Linked DNA regions of Homo sapiens: region 2 is linked to region 1. Evidence: chromatin loops called from intact Hi-C (ENCODE). Cell type or tissue: right lobe of liver. All regions are shown on one strand. Each heading gives the region's core, and the rest is flanking DNA. Links, peaks and the distances in the headings are about the cores only. Region 1 overlaps NXPE3 (neurexophilin and PC-esterase domain family member 3). Region 2 has its middle 210 kb from the start of ZPLD1.

Region 1 (15,535 bases), core at 2,940-10,939:
AGTAACAACTTAGACTAATACTTTACACATACAGAGTAGTATTAGTTCACTGTTTTCAGCCCATTAAAAGCAAAGTTAGAATCCATGAATCCCATCTTCAAATTTTAATTTTAATTCCAAAAAAACACCACTTAATATGGAGAACAAACTAATGGCAGACAATCTAACGGATTATTCTCCATTATACAAAAGGTTCAGAAAGTCTTTATATATAATGAACAATGCTAAAAATACATCACCAATGTGTACCTCCTGGTTGTAACCTAGTTACACTTGATAACACAAGCAAAACGACCTTTCAGAGGGAAAGTCAACATCCTTCTGCCCTAACACCTCCTGTAGAAAATGCCACACGTTACATGCTTCAAAACAGACTGTGATGGCTAATATTTCTTGCAAGTTTACTCTGCCTCAGACACTATTCTGAGCAAACGTATTATCTCATATGCTCACAGTAACTCTTTGAAGTAGGTCCTATCACTATCCCTACCTTTCAGAACAGCTAAACAACTTGACCAAGGTCCCAGAGCTGAGCTAGTAAGGAGCAAAGCCAGCACCTGGCCCAAGCAAGTGAGCCCAAAGCCCATGATCTTAACCACTGTGTGCTAGATCACTTCTCAAAAACAGATGTTTATAGATGTTAACCATTTCTTTTTTTTTTTCTTGAAGGTATATATTTATTCATTTCTAACAATTATTCAAACCTACAATCTTCAAGAAACCACCAGGTTATATCATTTTCTTACACAACCTTTATCAAAGTCCAGTCATTCTATAGTCACCTATTAAGCCACAATTTGGACTCTAAATGCTTACACAACTCAGAAATTTAAATTTAAGTGACTCCCCTATTTGTGACTACTTTTAGCTTATTTGACTTGACATTATCTGTGTTACTCCAAATTATTTTGGTTTTTATCCCTCCAAAGATGATGTTCTATTTGACACAGAGTGCATATCTAATCTTTTTTTCTTCGGCATCTGCTAATTCTTTGCAGGTTCAGAGCCCAAGTAGAAAAGGAAACTGAACGCTGATTTTAAAAGCTTTATTTGGCAAATGCGATTATCAAAGAAAAATTGTCGGGGGCATGTAGGGTAAACATTTCCTAGGCTTGTTCAAAAATAATTTCTCAACATGTTATCAAGTGTAGCTTTAATATGTTACTGCACCTTGTGCAAAGCTCCCTCATTATATCAGTACATCGAGGCTGCATAGTTAGAGAGCTCCAGAGACGACACCTAGGGCCCACAGAAAACATTTACTAGAATGAGAATTAAAAGTTATTTTGATGTTACAATTTTTTACCACTGTTAATTCGGTAGACTCGGTTATTCTGTGTCAAATATGTGTTATAAAGAAAAGTATATGTCACACAGGAAACAATTACCATTTCCATTCAAATGTTAATTATATTTACTACCAGAGCTAAGGAAAGCAAATCAATTACTAAATCTGACATTAATTCTTTAAACATGCTGCATGCTACATGAGAAAAAAATCATATTTTTTAAATGAAATGCACATACCTATGTTGCCCCCTTATGGTCAACTGGGACAAAAACATTTCCTGACAATTTTAATATGATTTTTAAGAAGTCTGTGGCTGTTTAAATGGTGTTTCTTGGAACTCACAATGCAGTTCATGTAAGATAACTGAGATATGAAAGTCTCCTAAATAGATAATATAACCCCTAATGTACTATTCACATGGAATAAAAATAATTAAAACAAAAAATAAAAATGAGTTATTACTCAACTTTATGGTTATCTTGAAAATTGCTGGTGAAGGAAGAAGTTTAAACAGAGGTGGTTGTAAAAGCAGATATGAAGATTTGGGCAAAACCAGAAGGGATATTTTTTATTATTTGAAAGTAATGTCCCTGCATCTCTAAAATTTCTTGGCTTCTCTTTAAAGCCCATGGTTTGCATTTTCCTCCAAAGGGTGTCACGCCATGTAATCCATTAGCCATAATGAGGGCTGTCTGGGCCAAAGATGGAACAAAACGAAAGAGAAAAAGGCAGAGAGATAAATTTCCCTAAATCATCCAGAAAGAGTTGGACGAAAAGGACACAACGTGAATTGAGGTGGGGCGGGGCAGGGAGGGCTGCGGGGTGAGATGTGCAGCAAACCTGTCCATTAATTTTATGGTATGGAATTGTCTGCAGAATTAAGAACAGTAAAAGGCAGGACAAAGGGGAGTACACAGTTTATAAGGGGGAAAACAAGACAGAAGAAATGGGATCAACCAATTCCCTGCACCAGAGACTGCCATGAGCATAGGAAGCTTGGGATAAGGTCAGTAGGGAGGGACAGCCCTCAGCAGGATGAGGAATGAGGATAGTGTATATTGAGCTGGTTAGGAACACTCTGTCAAGTGCTGGGAATATGAGAAGGGCCCAGCTACACAGTAATTGTAATGGCTTGAGTTTGAGTTTACTCCTTGAATTCCCCCTATGAAACCTTGGAAATTTAATTTTCTTTCCTATATATTTTAGTCCCCTAAAACCTCTGCAGTTTACAGAGGTAAGCTAAGAATGCTATATAGATAGAAATTCTATAAATTCATAGACTGTTGAATGGGACCTTAGAGAGTAGCTAGTCCAAATATCTTTTTTTTTTTTTTTTTTTTTTTTTTTTTTTGAGACGGAGTCTCACTCTGTCACCCAGACTGGAGTGCAGTGGCGCAATCTCGGCTCACTGCAACCTCCGCCTCCCGGGTTCACGCCATTCTCCTGCCTCAGCCTCCTGAGTAGCTGGGACTACAGGCGCCTGCCACCACGCCCGGCTAGTTTTTTGCATTTTTAGTAGAGATGGGGTTTCACCGTGTTAGCCAGAATGGTCTCATCTCCTGACCTCATGACCCACCCGCCTCGGCCTCCCAAAGTCCTGGGATTACAGGCATGAGCCACTGCGCCCGGCCGTCGAAATACCTTTTAAAGATGAAGAAAGCAAGTCACAGAGTGACTTGGCAAAGTTTCTCAATAAGCGTAGAGGCAGGTAGTGGTAGAGGTGGTACCACTTACAAAGAAATACATTTTGCTGATATATTGAGGAGGCTTCCTTCCCTCAAATGCTATCAGTTAGTAGTTTTATATGCAGAACATGGGCCCTTTGATTTTCCCGGTTAACGAAATTAAAGATATTCTGTATCAAATTATTCTTTCCAGTAATTGGAAAGTAGTTGTCTTTAAAATAGCTTTGTCCCTTTGACATCTGCATCCAGATAATTAAATTTTTTAAAAATAAAATAGCTTTGTCCCATTTGTTATAACATTTATCTGCCATTTTCTAGAAATCAACATCAGATGAGGTCTCATCCACAAAATGACTAGTTTCGTTTTTACTGCATAACATGAAACACTATCATTCACTTCATCATTTGTATACTAGAAGGTTGATAAATTTCACTACTGCAGGCCAGGTACAGTGGTGGCTCACACCTGTAATCCCAACACTTTAGGAAGCCAAGGCAGGCGGATCACTTGAGGTCAGGAGTTTCAGACCAGGCTGGCCAACATACAAAACCACATCTTTACTAAAAATACAAAAATTAGCCAGGCATGGTGGCATTGTGCCTGCAATGGTAGCTACTTGGGAAGCTGAGGCAGAAGAATTGCTTGAACCCAGGAGGCAGAAGTTTTAATGAGCCGAGATCACACTACTGCACTCCAGCCTGGGCGACAGAGCGAGACACCTTCTCAAAAAAAAAAAAAAAAAAAAAAAATTAACTACTGCAGGCAAACCAAAGCATCAAGACATCATTGGCCATACCTCCTAAACATGGTTAAGGGGCAGTAGGGAAAATGCTAGATGAAGAGTCACGGGACCTACTCTAAGTCTGACTCCACATTTCCAACTCTTGAGACTTCAGAAATCATTTAAATTTTCATCTTATTCCCTAACTATACCCTCAGAGTCTAACAAAGAAGGACTCAAAACGATGACACAATAAGTGAAATCTCTGGACTTTGGTCACATCATCTATAAAATGGGTCAACTACTAGTTATTTTGAAGGGTTATTGTGAAAATTCAATACTGTAATAGTGTGAATAGTAAAGCGCATGCTAGGGTCCTGGAAACATCCTATATGTTCTAAATGTTCAATAACTTGATCTAGATGGTAGTTATTTTATTAGTTTTCTATTGCTGTGTAACACATCACCACAAACTTAGTAGCTTAAAAACAAGAGACATTTATTAACCCACAGACCTGCAGGTCAGGAGTTTGGGACATCGCATAACTCTGTTCTCTCCTCAGAGTCTCACAAGTTGAATCAGGCTATTATCAGGGCTGTGTTCTCTGGAGAAAAGCCTTCAAAAAGGTCATTCAAGGCCGGGCGCGTGGCTCACGCATGTAATCCCAGCACTTTGGGAGGGCAAGGTGGGTAGATCGCTTGAGCTCAGGAGTTCGAGACCAGCCTGGCCAACACAGTGAAAACCCCGTCTCTACTAAAAACAGAAAAATTAGCCAGGTGTGGCTGTAATCCCAGGTACTTGGGAGGCTGAGGCACGAGAATCGCTTGAACACAGGAGGCAGAGGTTTGCAGTGAGCCAGGATCGCACCACTGCACTCCAGCCTGGGCAACAGAGCAAGACTCTGTCTCAAAAACAAACAAACAAAAAAAAACAACAAAAAAAGTTCATTCAAGTTGCTGCCAGAATTCAGTTACTTGTGGTTGTAAGACTGAGTTTCCCATTTCCTTGATGGTTATCAGCCAGGAGATGCTCTCCAGCTACTAGAAGTTGCCTATATTCCTAGCCATGTGGCCCCCTTCATCTTTAAAACCAACAACAAAGAATCTCCCTCACATGGAATCCTTCTTACACTTTGAATTTCTTCAGGAAGAACATGGCCCCTGTTAAGGGCTTATCTGATCTAAGGTCAGGTCTACCTAGGATAATGCCACTCTCTTAAAGTCAACTTTGTCATATAACATAATCAAATCATAGGAATTATATACCATCATATTTACATGTCGCTGCCACAACTCAAGGGGAAGGAGATTATGTAAGAGCATAGATCACTGGAAGTCATCTTAGTATTCAACCTGCCATAGCTACAAAGATACACACAAATGTAAAACTTCATTGTTCTTATCTATACTGTTGCTATTAGATCAAGTCTTATTCTAAACTCTCAGTAAGTTCCCCCAAAAAATATAACCTCAAGTTGTTGATGAGGTCAGAATCTGTCAAGGTCCCTGAGCCACTCAGCTGTGATAATCTGGGGACTACATTACAGGTACTAATGAAAACTCAGCAGTAATTCTGGCACTGGGAAAACCTGACATAAACCAGATGCTTGCTCTTAAAAAGGTAGTCAGCTAGAACTAAAAACTGTTTTTCCTTGCTTTTGACTGGAATTATGCCCACAAGTAGCAGTAGCACTGCCAATCTCAGGCAATCTAAATATGAATCTTAACAATAGTTTTACCTTGTAAGAATATTAATTAGCTAATACATAAATACAATTTCACAGGGAAAAAACTTCAAAATATAGGATTCATAAGTGAAATAAAAGTAGAAATACTGTAAACCCCTTCTAAGGCTAAGGCAAAGAAAATACAAGACAAGCCTCAAATATCTTGTGGTGCCAGAAACTAAGGAAGTGCTCAAAACAAACAAAAGGATGACAGCACACAGGATGACAAAAGGGCACAAAGAAGCCAAACTGAAAGTGTTCCCCAACTGCCAAAACTGGAACAATTTGAGCAAAAATAAAAGCAAATAAAATAATGATTGAATTGGATTGGATTATAATTTTTTTTCCTTCATTCCAAGGAATGAAATTTTCATGAGTCTACACTGATATAAATACTTAAAATGAAGAAGGGACAACTCTTCTTTGCAAAAGAATTCCAACTAATAAATGTTGAAAGAATGAGAGACATTAAAAGTCACAATTAGAATTCCACAGAAATCATTGCCACAGGCAAGATCTGATGAACCTTGATGAATGCTAAAATTAGTTGGTGAAAGTTTAAGCAGAAACAGAATGTTTGCATAGAATGAAGCAAAAGAAGGAAAAAAAATTATGAGCCCTTGATTTAGGGTCTTTGAATGCCCCCTGCTGGTCCACAGAGTGAAATTCAATGAAGTTCTGCCAAGCTGGGTTCCTTCCATAGTCCATAAATCAATTGCCCTTCTCTTTTCTTTCCAGTTATATACCTGTTACAACAAGATGGTTTTCCTATTCAAAACCAGGATATTCTGCTCCTACTAATTCATAGTTACTTTCTTCCTCTAAAAATATATCAAAAGGCTCACTAATTACCAAATCTATCTTCCCTCTAACCAGAAGAGTACATCATAAACCCACAGCCACTTCCTGGCTAATCCTCAAGACTTGTCAGGTACAGGTAAACTTTCCAAAGTTCCTCCCACTGACCATCCCTGGGACACCTAGGGACATCACAATAAGGGCAAGCCAGTCGAGTCTGTGAGAAGAAGGACAGATCCAGTAGTGGGAGACAGGGCCTCCTGAAGATGTCGGACATGGAGAGTGTTTAGAGCGCAGTACTACTGAAGGACACCTTGTCTACTGACATCTTGACCTCAGGGTTGAGGCCCAAACAGATAAAAGATAAATGTCTCATATATATATATATATATATATATATATATATATATATCCTCTAAAATTAGTAATTCATTTGGTTCAAGTAAATCAAAAACAGCTCTTCATCAGGAAAAGACTGGGAATTCTTGTGGCATATGATACTAGAGACAAGAGATATAAACTGGCAGTGCCCTGGCTGCATATGGGCCAAACAGATTTTATTTAGCCCATACAATATTTTCAAAGTCTTGAATTGGATGTCAATGTTCTAAAATATGGAGATATCACAGTTAAAAAATCAAAGTTTCTGGTTTCTCTTGGAAAAACAAATCTACGGAGCTGGGCATACAGGGTTTGTTTCTACATGGTAACAAAGCAGCAGAAACTGAAAAGAGGCTGCCCCTTGAGATGGTCCTTGCTCTTCAGTTCCTTCCCCACCACTCATACAAGGCTTGTGGCTAATATCCACTCTGCTTGATCCACAGGTATTAAATATCAAGCCCCTGCAGCAAAAGGGTTTGCCAACATCTGCAGAGTGCAGTACTATTAGTTAATATACTTTTAAAAGCTAGAAGGACCTTGCCCGCCATCTGCATAAGCCTCACTAGTAACATTCATCCCTTCTTTCTAAAAATCACGATAGCTAATTATATCTATTCTGCAAAATTTACATTTACTGCTCTGAATTTTGTTCTTTTACTATTAATATTCTACACCAATAAATCAGAGTCACCCGAAAAGTTTGTTAAAACTTTCTTGCTCAGCCCCACCAGCCAGGGTTTCTGTTTCAGTCATCTGAGATAGGACCTGAGAATTTGCAATTCTATCAGGTTGCCTGGTAATGCTGATGCCACTGATCCACAGACCACACTTTGAGAAGAGCTGCTATTCTCCAACCCAATGTTATTTTAAACATTTCCATGATAATTTTACCCATATCTCTAGAGCAGCAATGTCCAACACAACTTTTTGTGATGATTTAAACATTTCCATGATAATTTTACCCATATCTCTAGAGCAGCAATGTCCAACACAACTTTTTGAGATGATGGATAAATTCTACATAAAATGCTGTCTACATATAGTTATTGGGCATGTGTGATTAAATAACTAGATTTTGAATTTTATTTAATCTTAATTGATTTAAATTTGAATCACTACAAGTGACTAGTTGCTATCATATTGGACAAGGTTGTTCAAAAGACTCTTGAGGAGCCAAACAGAAGAGGGCTGGCAAGAGAAGAAAACTTTTACATGAGCTTAAATAGCAAAACTCGGCCGTGCACATGTCTGTAATCCCAGCACTTTGGGAGGCCAAGGTGGGAGGATTGCTTGAGCTCAAGAATTCAAGACCATCCTGGGCAACATGGCAAAAATTTGTCTCTGCAAAAAAAAAATGCAAAAATCAGCCAGGTGTGGTGGTGTGTGCCTGTAGTCCCAGCTACTCGGGAGGCTGAGATGGGAGGATCAATTGAGCCTAGGAGATCAAGGCTGCAGTGAGTAAAGATTGCGCCACTGCACTCCAGCCTAGGTAACAGAGCAAGACCCTGTCTCAAAAAAATAAAAATAAAATAACAATAAATAGCAAAACTCAGAATTATGCACATAAGATCTGATTTTTTTAATCAAACAGTACTTTTAATATTTTCAATTGTGCCCAGAAGTAACTATGGCATATAAGTTTTTGCAACATAAATGAAACGACAGAGCCTCAACCCAGTTAGTAAGAAAAACAACAAATCATCAAGCTTATTCTTTTTTTTACCTTTTATTCTCCTGGGAATCACAGTTACCCAATCAGGTCCACTGGAGTTGACTGGCATTTTGATATTGACACCACTTTAAGAGGAATAAAAAAGCACAAGCTCAGGTTCAGGAACATTTATTTTCAGATATATGTCTTTATTGGCAAATGATAAAATGACTAATTTCACGGAGCCTTATTATGATGAAATATACTTATGAATGTTAACCAACACAAAATAATAAACTGGGTCTCTTGTAGTAAGCAGGTTTTATGTACATAAAAACTGAAAAGAAATTAAATTGATTCTTAAATTTCACTCCACTGTATACTGCTAAGAGTGCAAACTCCAAAATGACCAATTCTGGTTTGAATTATGTACTCCCCTTGGACTCAGAGAATGGCTCACACTGACAAGAATGTCTATTTTGTCATTACTTAGTTTTCAGGCTGCAAGTATACGCTGCATTAAGTCATGTATCAGATTCCTCAGGCCTTTTCCAGATCTGACAGGAGTCCTAGTGGGGACACTTGCCCCCCAGATACTTACTCATGCAGTACTTTGCTCATCATTACCAGGACTCTTTAGTGTCTGTTCCCCTTACTAAAACATGTACTACTCAAGGGAGGCAGCAGGGGAAAAAAATAAAATAAAATAAAACATATACTACTCGAAGATAAGGGTGGTGCCTCATTCATCTTTGTATCCTAGCACAGGCCCTGGTCTAGAGTCCACACTCAGTAAATATTTTTGGAGGGCTGCATTAAAACATGGGGGAGGGTGGAGGTAAGGAGAAAAGCACTCGAAATCCGGGGCAACTATTCCAGAAACTGAGTCACAATAAAACTAGGTCTCTTGTACTTAGACCAAAAACAAAAACATAAAATGTTAACTTCTCAAATTCTTGATATGGGAATGTGCAGTCATTTTTTATTATTTCATCAATTTCAGAAAAAACTGTTTATTCAACAAATAATTCTTAAGCTTCTTAAGCCAGGTACTGTCCTAGAATCCAGGGCTACTACAGTAAGCAAAACACACAGCATCTCCTTCTTCATGGAGCTGACATGGAGACAGACAAAAAACAAGTAATGAAGGAAGTGTACAGGCCTGGCCACATTACAGCATAATCAAATTTCATAGCTTAAATAAAGTGATTTTTAAGAGAGCACATATAAACTACTTTCATGAGTTTAGACTTTTATGGTAAGAAAAAAATATACAATTTACTTGTCTATAGTTATAATAATTATATAATTATTATTGTACAATAATAATTTTCTTACAAAAACATAATTTCCTGTAAAAATATTTGCAGGAAAACTTCTTCTATAATTTTCCTGCCAAAATATTTAGCCTCAATCTAATCACATGGAAAGTGAAAACAATAAAGCAAATCCAAAGCAGACTGGGCGTGGTGGCTTACGCCTGTAATCCCAGCACTTTGGGAGGCCAAGACGGGCAGATATCCTTGAGGCCAGGAGTCTGAGACCAGCCTGGCCAACATGGCAAAACTCCATCTCTACTAAAAATACAAAAATTAGCCAGCTATGGTGGTGCGTGCCTAGTACTCCCAGCTACTTGGGAGGGTGAGGCACAAGAATCACTTGACCCCAGGAAGTCAAGTGAGCTGAAGGTTACAGTGAGCTGAGATCACTGCACCGCACCCCAGCCTGGATGACAAAGCGACACCCTATCTCAAAAAAAAAAAAAAGGACATTCTACAAAACAGCAACATCAAAATTGCCAATGTTGTACAAAACAAAATAGGCTAAAGAATTCTTTTGGATTAAAGAGATAACCAAACACACTGAGTAAGCATAGATTAGATTAGTTAAAATTAAAAAGATAGCTACAGAAGTCATTATTGGGACAACTGAAGAAACTTGAATATCTAATATGAACTGCATATTAAATAACAGTACTATAACAATGATAAATGTCCCAAATGTGATCATTATGGTTATATGTTAGAGAAAGTCCATTTTCTTAGGAGAGGCATATTTATGGAGTGCAGTGCCATGATGTCTGCAACATACTCTCAGGTGGTTCAGGGGAAAAAATTATACACAGATACATATAAACACAAAGAAAGATAAAGCAAAATGTGTCAAAACAATAATAGTGAATCTAAGTTAAAGGTATATGAGTTCATTGTTATTATTCCTGCAATGTTTCTAAAGATTCAATTTTTTAAACACAAAGTTAGAAAGAAAAAAGTAGCAATCATGCTAAAATAAAAGGGAAATGTTGTAGGTGATAAGCCCATTCTTTCAAAAGGCCTTCCCTTATATTAATAGGATCTTTAAGGAAACCCCTGTTGTCCTTTCCAAAAGTAACACTTTTATTCCCTTATAGATAAAGAACAAAGATGACATATTTTAATTGTTCAACTGTCATTTAGGGAACCAAATACCAAGGCTAAGCTTCTTAATTCTTTCTGGTTTAAGTAAGGTTATGAGCTACCAAGGAAGAGAAGTAAAAAAGGATATCAGCTCAACATATTTGGGCCATGAGCTCAAAACAGTATACCCAAAGATCCCCCAAAAAATCAATTTCAATCTTTTTCTTTTTCTTTTCAGATGGCCTTATGCAATATTTCAGAACTTTAACAGAATAAAGGGTGGAAAATGAAAATCAATTATGAGAACTCTGTCAAATGTTTGCTTTCCAAAAACTTACACCACCTCAGACATTGTTTTCTCAGCAAACTTCCAGGTAAATAAAATTCCGCAATTATTCTACAACAATGTACCATCAACCAGCCTCACCCAGGATATGCAAGGAAGGGCAGGGACAAACACATTATTTTATCCTTGTGGGTTCACGGGTGCTTTTTTGTTTTTAATGGTAGAATTTATAGTCAGAAATACTTTTAAGTTTTACACTAATTTAGTTCTCTAAACTTTCTCTATTTTCCACCTGGAATTTGCGTAAATTACTATGTTTCTTCCTCTTTGCTAGGCCACTAAGTAGACTGACAACGTAACTCTATAGGGCAATTATAGTTAACAATCATTTACTATATATTTCAAAACAATTATGACAGTGGAATTGGAATGTTCCCAACACAAAGAAATGATAAATGCTTTAGGCAATGGATACTCCAATTACCCTGATTTGATCATTACATATTATATGCTTGTATCAAAATATCACATCTACCTCAAAAATATGTGCAACTAGGATGTATCCATAATAACTTAAAAATCTAAAAACACAACTCTAACGGGGTATGGTGGCTCACATCTGTAATTCCAGCCCTTTGGGAGGACAAAGCAGGAGGACTACTTGAGCCCAGGGGTTCAAGACCAGCCTGGGCAACATAGTGAAACCACATTTCTACAAAACATACAAAAATTAGCTGGGTGTGGTGGCGCACACCTGTAGTCCGAACTACTCGGGAGGCTGAGGTGGGAGAATCCGTCGAACCCGGGACGTTGAGGCTGCAGCAAGCTGCAATCATGCCACTGCACTCCAGCCTGGATGACAAAGTGAGACCCTGTTGCAAAACAAACAAACAAACCAACCCTCTAAAATAGGGTAATTGAGTAGTCTTCATATATAGGCAAAAAAGTACACAGAAATAAAATAATCTGCTCAGTCACTAATAAATAGCATGTCTGAAACCTGAACCCACGAATAAAATGAAAAATTTTGTTTTGGTTTTGTTTTGAGGAGTTGTGAAATTTAATTTTGTTTTCATTTTGTACTGAGCCATAGAAAATACTAGTCTTCTCAGCAGTACAGTAAACACTGTACATTGAGTAGTGCTCCCTCTGCTGGCCTTCTAAAAGTATGGCATGAACCCACTACATATGTACATAATCTGGTATGACCAAAAGCTGACTTCAGGGTGGAAAACTGAAGAGTTTTATTTTAGGAGCTCCTACAAACCACATACTTTATGGTAGCAACTTTTCTCCCATACGGTAATGAGTGGACATAAAGTATGAAATTTTTAGGGTGCCCAGATATCCTTAACAAAAATACCTCCCTTTTATCCAACAAAAAAATTCTCTCTACCAAGGAATGTTTAAAAACAATATATTTCACTAAAAAGTAAAAAACATGTATACATTCTTTCAAACAATTGTACTTTTTGTTGAGACAGGGTCTCACTCTGTTGTCCAGGCTGTAGTGCAATTGTGATCACAGCTCACTGCAACCTCAAACTCCTGGGCTCCAGCCTTCCTCCCACCTCAGCCTCCCAAAGTGCTGGGACTACAGTCATGAGCCACCACGCTTGGCCAGCATGGTACTTTTTAACCATGTAGCTTTTATAATTTTTTATTTCTTAGTGATGTTATGGAATGTTGAAGAAAACACAAATTTTAATTCATACTGGTTCCATATTCCTTTCTGCACATTATTCCATGTATTTCTCATCATGCTGAAAATATTTTAAGCTTACATTTGAAATAGAAATTTGAACACAATACTGCAATAATTTCAACAACTATTTAGCTTAAAAAATATAGTTTTCTGTGGTATTCCTGACTTCCTATGCTTATTAAGTCAACCCAGCAATGTTGCCATATTCATAGTTTTTTAATCAGTAGGTTCAAATGATTTTAAAAACTGTTATTATGTTACTTTTTAAAGTTTCAGTTCATTAGATACAAAGATAAAACACCAGCCTGACTACCAGCCCTACCAGCCCTGTTCTTGGATTATTTTTTTCTTTACATAAAATAGATGGGGTCTTGCTATGTTGCCCAGGCTGGTCTCAAACTCCTGGGCTCAAGCGATCCTCCCGTTTCAGCCTCCCAAAGTGCTGGGATTACAAGCATGAGTCACCACATCTGACCCTTAGATAACTTCTATCTGTTCTGTGAATAAGGGATTTTACTTACACAGCTACTGTGTAAACATGCTATGTGGTTCTAAAGGAAAACACAGATATGAGGGTAAAGAACAAAAATTCAAGGGTAAAAGGTCTTTAATTTGGACTCAGATAAGCATTAAGCTTCATTTTTAAAACACTAATGAAAAATACAAATCTATGTTTTTTTTTTTATTCACTACCTCTTCTGTATTGGGCCAAGTTGAGAGAGAGGTAAGAAACACATACCGAATACCAGAAAGTCTCCTAAATGGGACAAGGACAGTGGAAAAGAACTCTTCAAATCATCCCCAAGAAAAAGCAGTACATACCTCTGGAAGAAAGCACTCTCTGCAGCGGTTAGGAGACCTTTCAGGTATCCACCTTTGAAATGGGTAATTCTGCTGCTGCAAGGGAGCTTCTTTGGTTTGAAGCAGAACCAGGGCTCCCCAGTGTAGAGGTCTGTAAAGTTACACAGGGGCAGATTCCCAGGAAGACACACGTTGCACTCAGTAGTTTCAGAAATTCTTCCTGAACGGAAGAGACTCTTGAAATAGACCCTGTCTGGTTTATCTTCCTGTAAGCGCTGAAGAACTCTGATCCCTTCACTGGGGTGGACCAGAGATACGGATACTTTAACTTTGCCTGGCCATAGCAAAGTAAAGAAAACCTTGTAAAACCCATTCTGGTAATCCACCACCCTGCCCACAGCCCCAGCCTGCAGCTTGAGGGAGTGAATTCTGGCCTGCAGGTAGTCTCCACCATACTTCTTGGGCTTTCTTTGAAAATCCTGCACATGAACCAGCACCTCAAGCTGGCTTCCCACCTTAAAGAAGGCAGCAGAGTTCAAGATGACAAAGTAGCTGGAAGAAGGGTCAGTGCTCTTCACAAAGGGGACTGGGCCCACATCAGGAACCTGCCGGTGCAAGGCAGCCAGCAAGGAGTCCTCCTCCATGCGCTCCTGGCTGGACAGGGTCTGCTGATCATAGCCACAGTAGGGATTTCGGCTAATTCCTGTCACCTGGGAGGAAACAAACTGTCCACTGCTGTCGATGAAAGTGGCTGAAACAGTCTCATGGTCCAAGTACTGAAGAAGAAGACACAAACAACAGAAATTACCACTATAATAGGTCTCTGTATTTTGGCATAAATTCAGAGGGCTCCCCACACTTCTGTGAGTTTTAGCTCCAGGAGCTCAATCAGATTCTCACAGTGAATATCAAAGAAAAATCCCCTTGGGCTTCCGGGAAGAGAAAGGGAAAAGGACCCATTTTGAAGTATGCAGAGCACTGTGTTGTTCTTAACAAAGCTGCCCCTCAAGAGAAACCACTTTATCAGAACCTAGCCTATTGGAGTTTTATCAGAGCCTAACCAACTTGAGAGAAGGGAAATATCCAACTCCAGCCCACTCGAGCCACCCAGTCCAACCTAAGATGGAGAAACACCAAGAAAAAAGTAAAGGAATGGAGAAAGATATACCATGCTAACACTAATCCAAAGAAACCAGTAGTAGTTATATTAATTTCAGACAGAGCAGATTTCAAAGCAAGGAAGGTTAGCAAAGATAAAGAGGGTCATTACATAATAATAAAGGAGTCAATTCTCCAAAAAAAAAAACAACCCTTAACATGTATGTACCTAACCAATGAGTATCAAAACATGTGAGGCAAAAACTAATGGAGAAATAGATGAATCTACATTATAGTCTGAAACTTCAACAATCCTCTATCAGAAATACACAGATCCAGCAGGCAGAAAATCGGTAAGGACATAGTTGAATTCAACAGCACCATCAATAAACTGGATATAGTTGACATCTGTAAACTACTTCATATCAAGCTCACATGGAACATTCACCAAAACGGACCACATTTTGGGCCATAAAATACACCTTAAAAATTTTTTAAAATAAAAATCATACAGTGTCTTCTCTTAAGCCATAATGAAATTAAACTAGAAATCAATAATAGAAAGAGAGCTGGAAAAATCCCAAAATGGTATACAAATGGGTAACATACAAAATCTCATGAGAAATTTAAAAATATGTTAACTAGGTGAAGGTGAAAATATAATTCATTAAACACTATAGAATGAAGCAAGAGAAGTGCTTAGAGGGAAATTCATAGTACTATACATATTTTAGGAAAGAAAAACAACCTAAAATCAGTAATTTAACCTTACATCTTAGCAAACTAGAAAAAGAAGAGCAAACAATATCCAAAATAAGCAGAAGAAAAATAATAAACATGATAGCAGAAATCAATGAACTTGAAAACAGGAAATCAATAAAGAAAAATCAATGAAACCCAAAGCTGGTTTTTTAAAAGATTGATAAAATTGATAAGCCCTCTACCCAGGCTAAGAAAAAAAGAGGGAGGACACAAATTATTAATATCAGAAATG
Region 2 (15,535 bases), core at 3,797-11,796, 420 kb before region 1:
ACTGTGGGTTGCAGGGGACCAAGCATTAGAGTGAAGTGTGAGGTCTGTGAAATTAAAGACTTCTGTGAAACATGTTAAAATGAAGATATTGAGTAGGTAGCAGATAGAGCTATAGGTCATAATCATGGGTGTAGATTGAAATCACAGGGGTCAATATGATCACCTAAGGAGAGAATATGAATTCAGAAGAAGAGCCCCTGCAATAGAGACTCACACCTTGCCACATAAAGGGCTACAGCCTGTGTTCTGAGAAGGACAGCCCTGGCTTCACAAGATTTAAAAGCTAATAAATATTCCATTCAGAATCACCCAGGATTCAATCTCAGCAATCACACATTTGCAGTTGGCAAGATTGTTTCTCCAAGGTTTTCTGCAAGATTTGAAATATTTAAACGCTTTCAGATCTTCATCCCTGTCTCTTTGATTTAGAGCAGAGAGGTAGTGCTCATGGTGGACTTTGGCAGTTCTGGTCCAGAAGAGACGTCCTCCCTCCATTCCTTGAGATGCACAGCCATCTGGTGGCCATCACTTAGCGGAAGAAATCTTACCTTCTCTTTGGGTTGGTTTGAAATCCACACACCTTTTGGATGATCTCCTATGCCTACGAAGCTATTTTTAGCTTATTTTATAGCATCATTGACCTTGAAGTGTAATTGAGCCGGAAGATCAAGTGAAAGTAAAAACAATCACTTTCTCCCTCCTTTCTTCAAATATTGTTTTATGCAAACATCAGAATCTGTGGGCTTTGTTAATGGCAACAAAAAATATAGACTGCAAAAGTCCTCATAAATTGCTATAACACCATAGACATTCCTACCATTGATATTAATATCACATTTTAATTGATTTATGGAATTCAATTAACTCTAGTTTGGGGGGTTTTTTCCAACATTAAGCCAAATTCTGGGCAACAAAATGTATTTAATTGCTGATAAAATAAACCAAGATGGTTGCTTTACTTCATGGTTTCAGTGTCAGCTGCAAGCTTTCAAGCATAGCCCCGATATTAACAGACAATACTAAATTAACTCATAGTGTACTTTCTATTCCTTCCCATACTTCTCTTCTTACAGAAAATATATTGTAAATGCATAGAAAAATTATTTCATACTTTCAAGGATGGGCTATGTCACATCAGTGGTGTCTCCTATACACATATTATGATATACAACCCTACCTAATGAAACAGTTTTCTATTTGGGCTGAATTTCAACCAAAGCAATGAACTAAGATAGGTTAAGGTAAAGAAATTGATAGCATCACCACTACTTATTGTCAGGGAACCACAGAAACGGTTAGACACTAACTTTTTTTTTTCAAACTTCCAGCTGCATATCACACAAAATAATTACATAGATTGTGGTTTTCTGAGATTTCTCATTGACAAGAGATCAAACATCCTTTTGTCACCTGGGCCTAATGGATAACATTCAGTTGTTTTAAGAAGAGATGAAACTCAAAGTCAAAAACCAAAGCAAAATTTAACAAATGACAAAATCATGAAATAAGACCAAAGAACCAGTATAAAACCATGTGCTGTCTTAATTATCTGAGTTCCCTACAGTTCAAATGTTATAAAAGCATCCCTATGGAATTGTTTGGTCTTTTATCTGAAAGATGTCCAGAATTTTCATTTCTCTAAACCTATCATAATCATTGGATGAATCATTGATGGATAAACTTGGAGAGTGCTGGGCTGTGTAGCATTAAGCAGTGTACTAAATAAAACAATTGCTGTCCTTGCAGTAACCTAATGTGGCCAATGTATGAAGCAAATAATAGAGAAGCTGAGAAAGCATACTGAAAATGATAAATCATGCAAATAAGCATTATGCTCATAATAAAAGAGAGTAACATCACAAACATCATTATAGAAGAGAGCTCCAACTCTCTCTCTCTCACACACACACACAGACGCACAATTTGACCAAGTTGATGAAATAAATCAGATAAAGAAATGCACAGCAGAAGTTAAAAAGTTATGGCAACTGTGAAGGTAAGACTCGGCTTTGATACTTCCTACTAATTTTTGGTTTGGGGATTCATCATTTGTGAGGTAGCTTAATGAAGCCCCTTATCCTTGTTTTTTTCTTTGTAATTCTCTGGTTTTCTTTCCATCTTAACTCTCTGAATAACTTTGGAGCAGCCACCAAGCTGAAAGCAGAAGGCCAGATTGCTAGCAGCACCTCTCTAAATACTGTTTGGGCTACAGTGAGCAGTGGTGTGTGTCCAGTCTGTGCATGTGGTAAATTATGTGAAACAACCATCCCCAAGAGACCCATGTTACTATATCAGGAAGTTCACAGTGCATATCTGAAGGATCTCTTTGTTCATGAAGGCTTAAGCAAAGTTCAAAGAAAATCTGCTCCCCAGTGGATAATCTTAAATCAAAATCAGGATGCCACACGCTTGATTCATGAGCCTATAAAACCCTATGGGTCCTGACATATATGGACATACTCTTGGATTCCCAGTAATTCTTCTTTTGCTCTTTCCCCTAACAGCATCAACTTTCCTTAGGTCATCTTCACATCCCAGGAGTTTGTGCAGGAAAAATTTCAAAAGCCCCTCTTAGAGTGCATTTCTTTAAAAAATACTTGACTGTTTATTAGTATTCAAACAAACCTAATATCAGCCTTGAGTCCTCAGCTAAGAACAATTTCTTACTGATCTATTTTTGTCACATGAACTTAGAGATGACCTGCAATGCCAAGAAACCTAGAGAGATTGATATTGACCTCTCATGGCAAATATGTACTAGACATGATCCATCACATCTGCCCAATTCAACCCTGTATTAGTCTGGCTGGGCTGCTTTAACAAAGTGCCACAGACTGAGTGGCTTAAACAACAGAAATTTATCTTCTCACAGTTCTGGAAGTCCAAGAGCAAGGTACCAACATTGTTCATATATGATGAGGCCTCTCGTCTTGCAGACAGCACCTTCTCTGTGTGTTCACATGGTCTTTCCTTTTGGCACAGGCACTACTTCTGGTGTCTCTGCCACTTCTTGTGAGAACACCAGTCCTATTGAATTAGGACCTCAAGTTTATGACCTCATTTAACCTTAATTACCTTCTTAAGGGTCCCATCTCCACATACATTGGGATTAGGGCTTCACCATATGAATTCAAGGAGCCAAATTCAGCCCATAATAAACCCACACTTATCAAGAATATAATAAGAGAAGGATATGGTTCTAGACCTAGGAAATGCAGAAATGAATAAGACATTGTCCCTAGACTCAAAAAGTACAGACCTTAATATGGAAAGTCCGTGTGTGTACAATTATGTGGGGTGAAAAGTAAAAATATCGGAATCTAAGAGAGCGCTAAGATGCTAGAGAAGAGAGAGAGCCAGTGGATGCATTTATACAAAGGGTGTAATATAATAATGTGTCCTTTCTAATGATCATTCAAATAACAGTGTGGAAAGTGGACGGGGGTAATGAGACTGGAAGCGAGATGGAAACTTAATAGATTCTTATTAACCCAGAATGGGGAGGGAAGGCTTTAGCTAAACCAATGGAAATATGGTTGAAGACAAGGAGACAGATTTGAAAGACTTTCAAGAAGTAAAGGTAAGAGAATTTGGGGAAATTGATTATTTTTGTCACAAAGGACTTCTGAGAGAGAATTACTTTAATTTTTTAGTTTAACTTTTCTCACTTTACTCATTCATTAGCATTTCCACATCCCCTTAATTTACATCTCTATTAATATCAGTAGCAAATACCTTTAATTTAACATATTCTGACATAACATATTCTGATAATATATTTCTAATATATTCTGATAATCCTTCCCAAGTTTATACAAAATACACTTTAATTTTATATATTTCAACATGTTAGCTATTGTTAGTGGATACAGAGAGTAAAGGCCCAGTAAAAAATTCCCAACAGCTTTAGCTATAAATTACTTAATATACACTTAGAAATTACATCTCAAGTTTAACCTGTAAACTGTAAACTTATCCTACTCTGAAAGCCAAAATTAGTTGGTCATCATTATGTTTTCCTTCTGTGTCATGACACCACCATTCTACTGGGCACCCAGTCAGTTCTATGCCTTAGAATCACCATAGACTTTTCCTCTCCTCTGATTCTCTACGTCGTAAGTTACAGAGACCTGCAAGCCGTCCTTTACCTTCTAAAGTTTAAAATGCCTTCAGTATTCATCCTTTCCTTTTCAACACCAGCAGAATTCTTCCAATGCAATCTGCTTGCAACAACCACGTAGACCTTACAAAGACACAAGTCTGTCAACACACTCAGATTTAAGGCCTCACCTGACTCCCTCAGGCAGAGTTAGCACCTTCTGTTAGAGACTGCATCATAATTACCTGTTTATTTGCCTCCCTCTAACTAGACGGTAAGATCTTTAAGTACAAACCTCATACCTTGTTCGATCAAATCCACACCACACAGTTTCAGATCTTGTGTATACTTTGTTTGTCAGATTAATTAATTGATTAAGAGAGTCCTTGTGCTAATTGAGCTTACATTGGTGATTGCATTAAATATAGTGTTGCATAAGAATATGCTGTTTCCCCTGTTCATGTGTAAAGTACTTGAGCGCCAGGCCAAGGCATCAAATGTATTTATATCTGAGAGAACTTGAGGCAATGCCTTAAATCTACTAGATTTCCTTACTTACGCATTTCCTTACTTACCCTATATGAGTAAGTTTTATTCAGGAGGTCACATAAGGTGGCTATTTCTCAGATCCTCTTCCAAAATGCATTGAGCCGACATGAAGAATTAACTAGTCCCTGAACCCTACAGAACTTCCATCTCTGCTTTGTTTGGGAGCAAAGAGGGAAAAGGGGACTATGGTCATTGTAGGCGATCAGAAACCAAAGTTAAAAACTGAATTTTATAGCCAGAGCCAACTACTACTCTCCTATCTTCTTTGAAATGTTGTCTTGCTCTGGCTTCTAAAAAGCTGATGCCATCAGCTAACTGCCAACTGCCAAGTCATCAGATCATCTCAGAGCCAAAGAGTTAAGCTATGGAGTGAAAAATAAGCCCTGTCCTCACCCCACTCCCACTCCTTTTCTCTAAACTGAAAATGTTTTATTTATATAGGTTGCCTTACTGAAAGAGACACAAGCCATAGGGAACAATATTAAAGCAACTCTTATATTTTATAGGTTGCCTTTGCCTTGTAAGAAGCCATATTTTAACTTGGTACTATTGAAAATACCAGACTAAGTTCATATTCAACAAATGGGATCGAATGGATTGTTCAATGCAGTATCCAAACGGCTCATTCATAACAATGATAGAACATTTATTGAGTGTGTCCCTTGTGTATCAGGTACTAACTGCTTTATACACTTTCTGTCCTTTTGTGCACATTCTAGCATTTACACCTCACAACAATCCTATATGGTTACAAGTATTCCTATTTATGTATTAAAAAGATGAGACTGAGAGGCCCCATATCATGTCCAAGGTTACACAATTAGTGAACTAGGGTAGCTAGAATCAACCAGTTCAGTCTGATTTCTAAACCCATCACCTTACCACTACTCCTACCTAATCTTAACTGAGAAACTCAAATTCAAGGGGTAATTGTCAGTGCGGCCAAAAGGACTCAAAGTCACAGGATAAACATGTTGCATTTTCCTGGAGCAATTTTACTCAATGTCAAAGCAATTAAATGCGTTTTAATATATTAAAACAAGCATAAATACATGTTAGTAGAATGCAAATCTCACAAACATTTTTGAAATAAAATAGAAGGCACCACAAAATTCTCTCTTTGTGAGGCTGGACTGATTCAGGCTTTGTCTCAGACCCTGCCTGGCTCCTTTCCTTCCCTTCTCACTCCCAGGAGTATTTATTTGGTGCTGCACTTTATTAAAAAGCTGGGATGCACCAGGCATGGTGGCTCATGCCTGTAATTCCAGCACTTTGGTAGGCTGAGGTGGGAGGATCACTGTAGGCCAGGACTTTGAGATCAGCCTGAGCAACGTAGTGAGACCCTGTCTCTATAAAAATTGTAAAAATCAGCTGGGTGAGGTGCCATGCACCTGTAGTCCCAGCTACTCAGGAGGCTGAGAGAAGAGGCTCACTTTAGTTCACTTTAGTCAAGATTGCATCAGCTAGGATCACACCACTGCAATACAGCCTGAGTGACAGAGTGAGATCCTGCCTCAAAAAAAAAAAAAAAAAAGAAGAAGTAGAAAAAGAAGAAAGACAGAATACTCAGATGTGACCCAGAGAATTGTCCACATTAGGAGATACATTTTAGGGGCAGAGGGGCATGGGCAAGACATGGCCATGGTTTCTTAGGTAAGCTGTTCACGTTCTTAGAACTATTCTCCCCAAGCAGGAGACGAACAATTGAATACTGCATAGAAGAATCCTAGGCAAGGTAAAACTCAATAGAAAACAGAGTTAGAGAATCCAAAGCTGGAAGGGTACCAAGAACTTCCCCTTCAGGTTCCAGATTCAGGATCTGCTGGGCAGTAAAGAAGAGAAAGGAAAGAGAAGCAGAATGATAGTGTGGGGGAGGGAGAGGGAGTTATTTGGGATACTAGTTAGTGTTTAAATGTCTTACCAATTGTGGATGACCACCTGAATTTAGTCTTGGTCAATATTCCTATATCATTGTCGTTGGTTGCCTAAACCAGCATCTAAATCTTTTTCCTATTTAATGAATTTCTCACCATATGAATCTTGATAGGAGGCAGAAATGAATCCCACCTGAGAAGCTGGAAATGCCAGCCCCTGGAATATATGGCCTAAGCGCTGCTGATCAAACACACCTGCACAGAGGCAGCTGTTATCCTTTCTGCTCCTGTTAGGACTGCCTCAGCACTTGGGGCTGACCTGGGCGGAAAATGAAGCCCATCAGTTGATCCAGCTGTAAAAAGCTAAAATATGCCAAAATCAAGGAAAAATAGGGACAGCTATTTGATGATGATAGTTGAATGGAATTTTTGTATAAAATCAAAAGGTCTTAGAAACAGCCATGAGCCACAAACCAGTGTTTTCCACTAAGGTATGAAATCCATAAATTTTGGCTTGGTCTTACCTAATGACAGATCGGCTTCCCTCTTAGCTTCTCAACAGTCAACATGATTAACAGCCCAAGATGGTTTCTTTTTTCTGTGCTCCTCTACCGCCATCTCGTGGACAGAAAGTCAGCTGCAACTCTGGCTTCCCTGCGATCCACAAACAACAGTACAAGCTTTTCCCTGAGTCTGTAACTGCAGGTCTGTTAAGGCTTTTGCGGCTGAAAAACATATGGGGCAAAGTATCCATTTAGCTGCAGCAAACCAATATCTTGAGGTATCCATTCTGCCCAGGGCTAGAATTGCACATTCTGAACAGGTTAGTTTAGCGATAACTGGTAACATTGGTTTTGTATTTATAATGTTTCTTATTGAAAAGTCTACCTTTAGAATATTTTGATCTTGCCAGTAATTTTTGCTGCATTGCAGCACAATATAATATAGAGCACAAATAATTGACACAAGAAAATAGAAGCTCCTGGTAAAAAAAAAAAAAAAAAAAAAATTCGTGTGGCTCCTAATGCCCTGTGCGTTCTAACTTGCACGGAGGTCAAACATGGCACACAGATGTGGCAATGGAGAATCAAAGAATTTTGAGCTTAGGAAATCTTAATGACCATCTGATAAAGGTAAAAATGAAGCAGAGCAAAGTACCTACAGGATATATTGTCGAAGGAACTTATTTTCAGGCCAGACGCACCGGTGCATATTACGTGTAGTTGATACTGCCGCTCTATCTCCTCTCCTTTCTCTCAAGGTCATTTCACCTGCCTATCCGGCCCTTTTCTCCTCTAAATTTACTGTGGTCTTTTTCATTGGCAAAATTTACCTTCTCCAATAAGAAATTTATTAAAACATGGAATCACAGAATGTTAGAGAAAAATATTTTTCAGAACCTCTAATTCTAGTTTTGTATGAACAGGATCTAGGTATTTTCAATCACTTGCCTGTAACAGTCACAAAAGCAGCTAGTTACACAGCCACCGGGTGACAGCTTAATGCAAATCTGGAACACTCTGAAAAAAAAAAAAAAAAGGAAGGGCCATTGTAGGGTAAAGGCAACCATATGTAGCCATGTGCGTAGGACATACCCATGTCTTGATTCGGGAGAAAATCATTTTAAGGAGCAATAGATGTCAGCCATTTTTTTTCCTTCACTTTTTTTCTACATGTCAGTTTCCACCATGGAGAAATGCCTTCGGGGAGCTGGCATCAATGCATGCAATAGCCCATTATGGCAGGTATTATCACTGGGGAAAACTACAGAGTGTTTGTCCATCTGAACACATGCAAAGGAAACATTTTGAATCCCATGCTGCCCAAGCAGACTACTTCTGAAGGCCACATTCAGCTTGGTGATAGCCAGACTGTAGCCTGTAATTAATGGTGTCACTAAGAAAGATGTTCAAAGTAAGGCTTCCAGACTATCAGTGAATCATTTCACATCAAGTTGTTGCACATCATTACCAATGATCAAGGAAACTGAGTTCTACTACATACATTTTCTCTAAATCTGTGTTGTAAAAGATGATAAAAAGAGGAGGAAAGCGAAACATAAGAGGCCAAACATAGCAGTACATTTTTTTAAGTATCCCTCTCATGTAGACCAAGTACATGGCCGAGTAGAAACAATAAAACAGGGTAAACCTGAATATAGTTTATATTCCATTATCATTCCATTCAGCACACACTTTATGTGCCATCTGTAGACTTGTATAATTGATTGCCACAGGACATAACTATTTTAAAAGACAATTAATTTGATTACCAGCAATGAAGTTTTTATCTATGCAAACTAGGAAAAGACAGTCTGATGAAGAAAGTAATCAAGTTTCCAAAATCAAAATGCAAGATGCACCATTCAGGAGGGTGGAGAGAGGAATTCATCATTTGGGAAAGGCTGGACTGAGAAATACTGCATTTCAGGAATTTCTGGTTTCTACTTCATCCACCAAATGGTAATTCTGCTTCTAGAAACCAGATCTTGGACTACGCTGAATATAAACCTCCACTATATGCATAACCTACTGTTAAAGATTTCATCTACTGATTAAGCCAAGGGAAAAGAAGAGAACATTGCTATTGCTGAGCACCTATCATGCACCAGGTAGTTTGCTAGGTATGTTTTATCTATCCTCTATTTTAATCCTCCCAACCAATTCGATAAGGCTGGTTAAGATGATCACACCTAGATCACACAGCTGGTAAGAGATTGGGGAAGGCTGAATAATAAACCCACTCAAGATATCCATATCATAATCCCTAGAACCTGTTAATGTTACCTTACATGGCAAAAGGAACTTTGTAGATGTGATTAAAATCAGGATTCAAAGATGGCAAGATTACCCTAGTAATCCAGGTGGCCCATAAATGTGATCATGTTATCCTCATGAAGGGGAAATTTTACTACAGAAGAGAAGGCGATACGACCATGGAAGCAGAGGTTGGGGTGATGTAGCCAGGAGCCAAGGGATGTCAGCAACCTTTAGAAGTAGGTGAGTCAAGGAATGGATTCTCCCCTGAAGCCACCAGGAGGAACAAACCCTGCTGACACCTTATTGCCCCTTAAAATGTATTTTGGACTTCTGATCTCCAGAAATAGAGGAAAATAAGTTTGTGTTGCTTTAAGTCACTCAGTTTGTGGTAATTGGTTACAGCAGCAATAGAAATGAATGCTGACAAGAATCCAGAATTCTAACCCAGGTTTACTCAAACCTGAAGTCTGATTTATTTTCAACTGCTTAACACTGCCTGTGGTTTGATTAAAAACCCTGGAATTGGGTACAAAAAGATTCATACCTTGTCCCAATTTGAATATTCCTGAGATTTAGAACTGAATATTAGATTAGTTCACTGAATTGTTGGTCCGATTAAATCATTACAATCATCTCACTTACTAAGAGTGATAGTTATAAACCATTGACTCAAAAGAATCAAAGAAATTCACCATTTAAATGTAGCTAAATTAAAGTCAGTTATTTTGACTCAGATAATGCCATAAAACTTTGGAACTTTGGGCTAAAATATACAGATATTGAACCAAAAGTGTTTTGATGCTTTTCACCTATATTCAGACAGCCATTAATTTTATACACCTAAGCTTATTCTCATCAAGAATCTTACAGACTTGCATATTGACTTTTCTCTGCTAACACACTCATAACAATGTAGAAATCTAAAAACCTGGATTCTGGAGATAGAAGAAGAATGGTTACCATAGGCTGGGAAGGAGTGTAGGAAGGTATGGGGGAGATGGGGATGATTTAATGAGTATAAAAAATAGAAAGAATGAATAATACCTAGTATTTGATAGCATAACAGAGTGACTATAGTCATTAATAATTTAATTGTACATCTTAAAGTAACTAAAAGAGTATAACTAGATTGTTTGTGATACAAAGGATAAAATACTTGACTCATTTTACATGATGTCATTATTACTCATTGCATGCCTGTATCAAAACATCTTATGTATCCCATAAATGTATACACCTACCACAAAAATTACAATTAAATTTTTTTAGAAACTTGGATTCTGTCATCATTGACTTTTCTATCAATTAGCTATTCAATTTTTATCATCACCCATCAATATCTCCAGGCCTCAGTCTCCTCATCTGTAAAATAGGGGAGTGGGCAGAAGCCTGCCAAGCAGATCATCTCTAAGGTTCCTTCCAGCTGTAAGATGGGATGATAGCAGAATTCTCACAGCAAAATTCCTAAGTGGATTTCAAATGTGCTTGTTAATGCAAAGTGCCACTAGAGGTCAGATTAAGTTTGGTAATTCTATCTGATCAGACATGGAGCTGGAGCAAAAGCAAAAGCTATCCTTAGGTTGATACCTTGCTTAGCAGGCCTGCACCTTCCCCCTTCTGAGCTGATGAATGTTGATCCCAGTGTTAGAATAAAATAGGAAAATCTCTGAAACCCGAAATTACATTCATTAATCTGTAATTTGTAATTGGCTGCTACCAGAATGCTTATCTTTCTTTGCTTGCCTGAATGTCGTTAATTAAATGTGTCACCTGAAGCTCTGGTACTTCGTGTTTGCTCATGTTACTGTGTTAATCAATCAGTCGCACAAAATTGGAAGCTGCTGAGAGAGACTGAAAACGTTACCTGCAAACTCTTTGTGCATCTGGGTGTAACTGTATTAAGAACATGTGATTATGTGCGGGGCATCTGACTCACAATACATATTCAAAGCGAAGTATAAAGGAATTAATGAAAAACAGAAAGAAGGAGAGGGGGCACACATTGTCCTCAGGTACGTGCCTTGTCAAAGCTACTGATCAGGACCAGTGTTAGGCACAACTGTGAAACCTGTAGAATTAGATATTTGTAGCTGCCGTTTTCTGTGTAGTTTCCCACCTTCCTTCAGCTCCCCGGCTTTCTCAGCATCCATTTCAAACTCTGCTCTCAAGAGACATCCAAATAATTCAAATGCAGTAAGATATAAAAAACTAATGATGTGATTTTGCTCTCACTTGCATTTTGTCTGAGAACAATGCCTATTAAAGGGTGGAATTCTAGAAGCAGAATTGTAATCATCTGGAAAGCTACTAATGTGGGAACAGAACATTTGCAAAATCATCCCACAGAGCCGACACCATAGGCCAACGGCAAAGGTTAGCCTTGCCTCCCACTAATACACACAGTACGAATTGCTAGTTATTCCCTTTTTTAAAAAACAAGTATTTATTGAGCATTCATTGTACATGAGGTTCCCAAATGCATAGGGTTGCTTCATGAGGACCCAGTGATTTCTCCCTGCATGACATACTAGGAAGCAGTGGAAGCCTCGGCATTATTTCTGTGGCAAGGCCCTGGGGAACAGGGATCCTCCTCCCCTTCCACTATCTCCCCTATATAAAATTAAATGTTTGTGGTAGCGGGCAGGAGTGAGCAATTCTGAGAGCGGTACCAAAAGGATGGATGTTCTGGCCTGACCACCCAGCAGGTGGCCTCAGATTATCCAGATAGTTCTGTGGTATGAGAACAAGGCAATATCTCCTAGTGGCTGTCACTCAAGAAGACCAGATGCCAATCTCAAAACCTCAGGGACCTCTTAATTTCTAAGGTGCTGATGCACTAATATTTGGGTTCACAGACCTGACAATTCTGCCTCCAGCTTCTTCTATATGAGATCACCCATCATGGCTATAGCCTATGTCTATCTTAAAACAGCTGCCACAAATCCTCAATTCCCTTTGATAAGTATATTCTCAGTAAACAGAAATAACACTTTGTATTTACCTAGTACTTGGTACTTTACCGAGTGATACAGAAAATCCTTTCATCTACTCTGTAAAGTTAAATACTATCATCCTATACATTGGCTCATATTTCATACATTTTTAGAGTTGGTAGATCATCTGCTCCACCCTCACCTCCACACTTAACCATCTTGCATTGTCCGATGCAATGTCTGACACTTCCCAAGCAAACCCCTTCCTTTCACAGCACTCAACACCGCCTTTCACAAGCACAACTATTTTATAGATGATGAAACTGAAATCCAAATACATTAGGTGACTCTCCCTAAAGCAGAACATATACAAGTGGAGGATCACAGTCTCAGACTAGTTAAGCAGTTTTCAATTTTCATCGCATTAAACCTCTCATCAGCATTCAACACCTTACTGCTTTCTTGAGCCATGTCTCTGAGTTTCAGTAGCACTACACCCTCATTTTTCCATGATCCCTTCTTCTCATTCTCCTCAGGAACATTAGGTTGGTCAGGCTTAGTCCTGAGCAACTCTTCTTTTCTTACTCTGTGGTCTCTCTTTCATTTGTCTCCTTTATTCTCCAAGTTTTAAATATTATCTATGGAAAACGGCTGAATAGGAACAGCTCTGGTCTGCAGATACCAGCGGGACCAACGCAGAAACTGGGTGATTTCTGCATTTCCAACTGAGGCACCCGGTTTATCTCATTGGGACTGGTTAGACAGTGGGTACAGCACACGGAGGTTGAGCAAAAGCAGGGTGGGGCGTTGCCCCACCCAGGAAGTGCAAGGGGCCCGGGGCCTCCCTCCCCAGCCAAGGGAAGCTGTGAGGGACTGTGCTAACCGGCCCAGATACTACACTTTTCCCACGGTTTTTGCAACCAACAGACCAGGAGATTCCCTCGGGTGACTACACCACCAGGGCCCTGGGTTTCAAGCACAAAAGTGGGCAGCTGTTCAGGCAGACACCAAGCTAGCTGCAGGAGTCTTTTTTTTGTACCCCAGTGTTGCCTGGAACTCCAGCGAGACAGAACCGTTCACCCCTTTGGAAAGGGGGCTGAAGCCAGGGAGCAAAGTGGTCTTGCTCGGTAGGTCCCACTCCCATGGAGCCCAGCAAGCTAAGAATCACTGGCTTGAAATTCTCACTGCCAGCACAGCAGTGTGAAGTTGACCTGGGGTGATCCAGCTTGGTCAGGGGCGAGGCATTCACCATTACTGAGGCTTGAGTAGGTGGTTTTCCCCTCACAGTGTTAAGGAAGCCAGGAAGTTCGGACTGGGGGGAGCTCACCTCAGCACAACAAAGTGGCTTGGGCCAGACTGCCTCTCTAGATGCCTCCTCACTGGGCAGAGCATCGCTGAAAGAAAGGCAGCAGCCCCAGTCAGGGGCTTATAGACAAAACTCCCATCTCCCTGGGACAGAGCACCTGGGGGAAGGGTGGCTGTGGGCGCAGCTTCAGCAGACTTAAATGTTCCTACTTGCCATCTCTGAAGACAGCAGCAGATCTCCCAGCACAGCCCTCAAGCTCTGCTAAGGGATAGACTGCCTCCTCAAGTGGGTTACTGACCCCTATGCTTCCTGACTGGGAGACACCTTCCAGCAGGAGTGGACAGACACCTCATACAGGAGAGCTCTGGCTGGCATCAGGCAGGTCCTCCTCTGTGATGAAGCTTCCAGAGGAAGGAGCAGGCAGCAATCTTTGCAGTTTTGCAGCCTCTGCTGGTGATACCCAGGCAAACAGAGTCTGGAGTGGACCTCCAGCAAACTCCAGCAGACCTGCAAAAGAGGGGCCTGATTGTTAAAGGAAAAACTAACAAAGAGAAAGCAATAACATTGACATCAACAAAAAAGATGCCCACACAAAAACCTCATCAAAAGGTCATCAGCATCAAAGATTAAAGGTAGATAAATCCACAAAGATGACGAAAAAACAGAACAAAAATGCTGAAGATTCCAAAAATCAGAATGCCTCTTCTCCTCCAAATGATAACAACTCTTCTCCAGCAAGGGCACAAAGCTGGATGGAGAATTAGTTTGACAAATTGACAGAAGTAGGCTTCAGTAGGTGGGTAATAGCAAACTCCTCTGAGCTAAAAGAGCATGTTCTAACCCAAAGCAAGGAAGCGAAGAACCTTGATAAAAGGTTACGGAAACTGCTAACTAGAATCACAAGTTTAGAGAGGAATATAAACGACCTGATGGAGCTGAAAAACACAGCACAAGAACTTGTGAAGCACACACAAGTAGCAGTAGCCGAATCAATCAAATGGAAGAAAGGATATCAGAGATTGAAGATCAACTTACTGCAATAAGGCATGAAGACAAGATTAGAGAAGAAAGAATAAAATGGAATGAAAAAACTCTCCAAGAAATAGGGGACTATGTGAAAAGACCAAACCTATGATTGATTGGTATACCTGAAAGTGACGGGAAGAATGGAACCAAGTTGGAAAACACTCTTCAGGATATTATCCAAAAGAACTTCCCCAACCTAGAAAGACAGGCCAACATTCAAATTCAGGAAATACAGACAACATTACTAAGATACTCCTTGAGAAGAGCAACTCCAAGACACATAATCATCAGATTCTCCAAGCTGAAATGAAGGAAAAAATGTTAATGGTAGCTAGAGAGAAAGGTCAGTTTACCTACAAACGGAAGCCCATCAGACTAACAGCAGATCTCTCTCCAGTAACCCTACAAGCCAGAAGAGAGTGGGAACCAACATTCAACATTCTTAAAGTAAAGAATTTTCAACCCAGAATTTCATAATCCAGCCAAACTAAGCTTCATAAACGAAGGAAATATAAAATCCTTTACAGACAAGCAAATGCTGGGGGATTTTGTCACCACCAGGCCTGCCTTACAAGAGCTCCTTAAGGAAGCACTAAATATGGAAAGGAAAAACCAATAATAGGCAGAGAGCCAAATCATGAGCGAACTGCCATTCACAATTGCTTCAAAGAGAATAAAATACTTAGGAATACAACTTACAAGGGATGTGAAGGACCTCTTCAAGGAAAACTACAAACCACTGCTCAAGAAAATAAGAGAGGACGCAAACAAATGAAAAAACATTCCATGCTCAATGATAGGACGAATCAATATCGTGAAAATGGCCATACTACCCAAAGTAATTTATAGATTCAAAGCTATTCCCATCAAGCTACCATTGACTTTCTTCACAGAATTAGAAAAAATTTACTTAAAATTTCATATGGAACCCAAAAAGAGCTCGTATAGCCAAGACAATCTTAAGCAAAAAGAACAAAGCCAGAGGCCTC

The links. Hi-C counts contacts between places; a loop is a spot of excess contacts. Peaks named below come from ENCODE experiments on the same cell type or tissue, not always from the same donor. Only the 100,000 strongest peaks of a DNase experiment are listed, where the experiment ranks them.
Region 2: a loop joins it to region 1, with 12 times the contacts of the local background. A loop is called at or near these places in 109 of 110 quality-filtered maps.

What each region holds. Positions count from the first base shown.
Region 1 is chr3:101,799,919-101,815,453 of GRCh38, reverse strand. NXPE3 (neurexophilin and PC-esterase domain family member 3) reads right to left here. Exons shown (of 8, transcript NM_145037.4): 5 at 13,465-14,219; 6 at 8,328-8,401. Among named protein-coding and RNA genes, the nearest start is that of NXPE3, 28 kb to the right of the region's middle. In right lobe of liver, for the core only: a CTCF peak has its summit at 6,074 (motif pointing left); no DNase peak of the experiment used is centred there.
Region 2 is chr3:102,220,853-102,236,387 of GRCh38, reverse strand. No RefSeq gene overlaps it. Among named protein-coding and RNA genes, the nearest start is that of ZPLD1, 210 kb to the left of the region's middle. RefSeq lists an enhancer at 2,107-2,186. In right lobe of liver, for the core only: CTCF peaks have their summits at 7,159 (motif pointing left) and 10,780 (motif pointing right); a DNase peak (open chromatin) is centred at 7,157.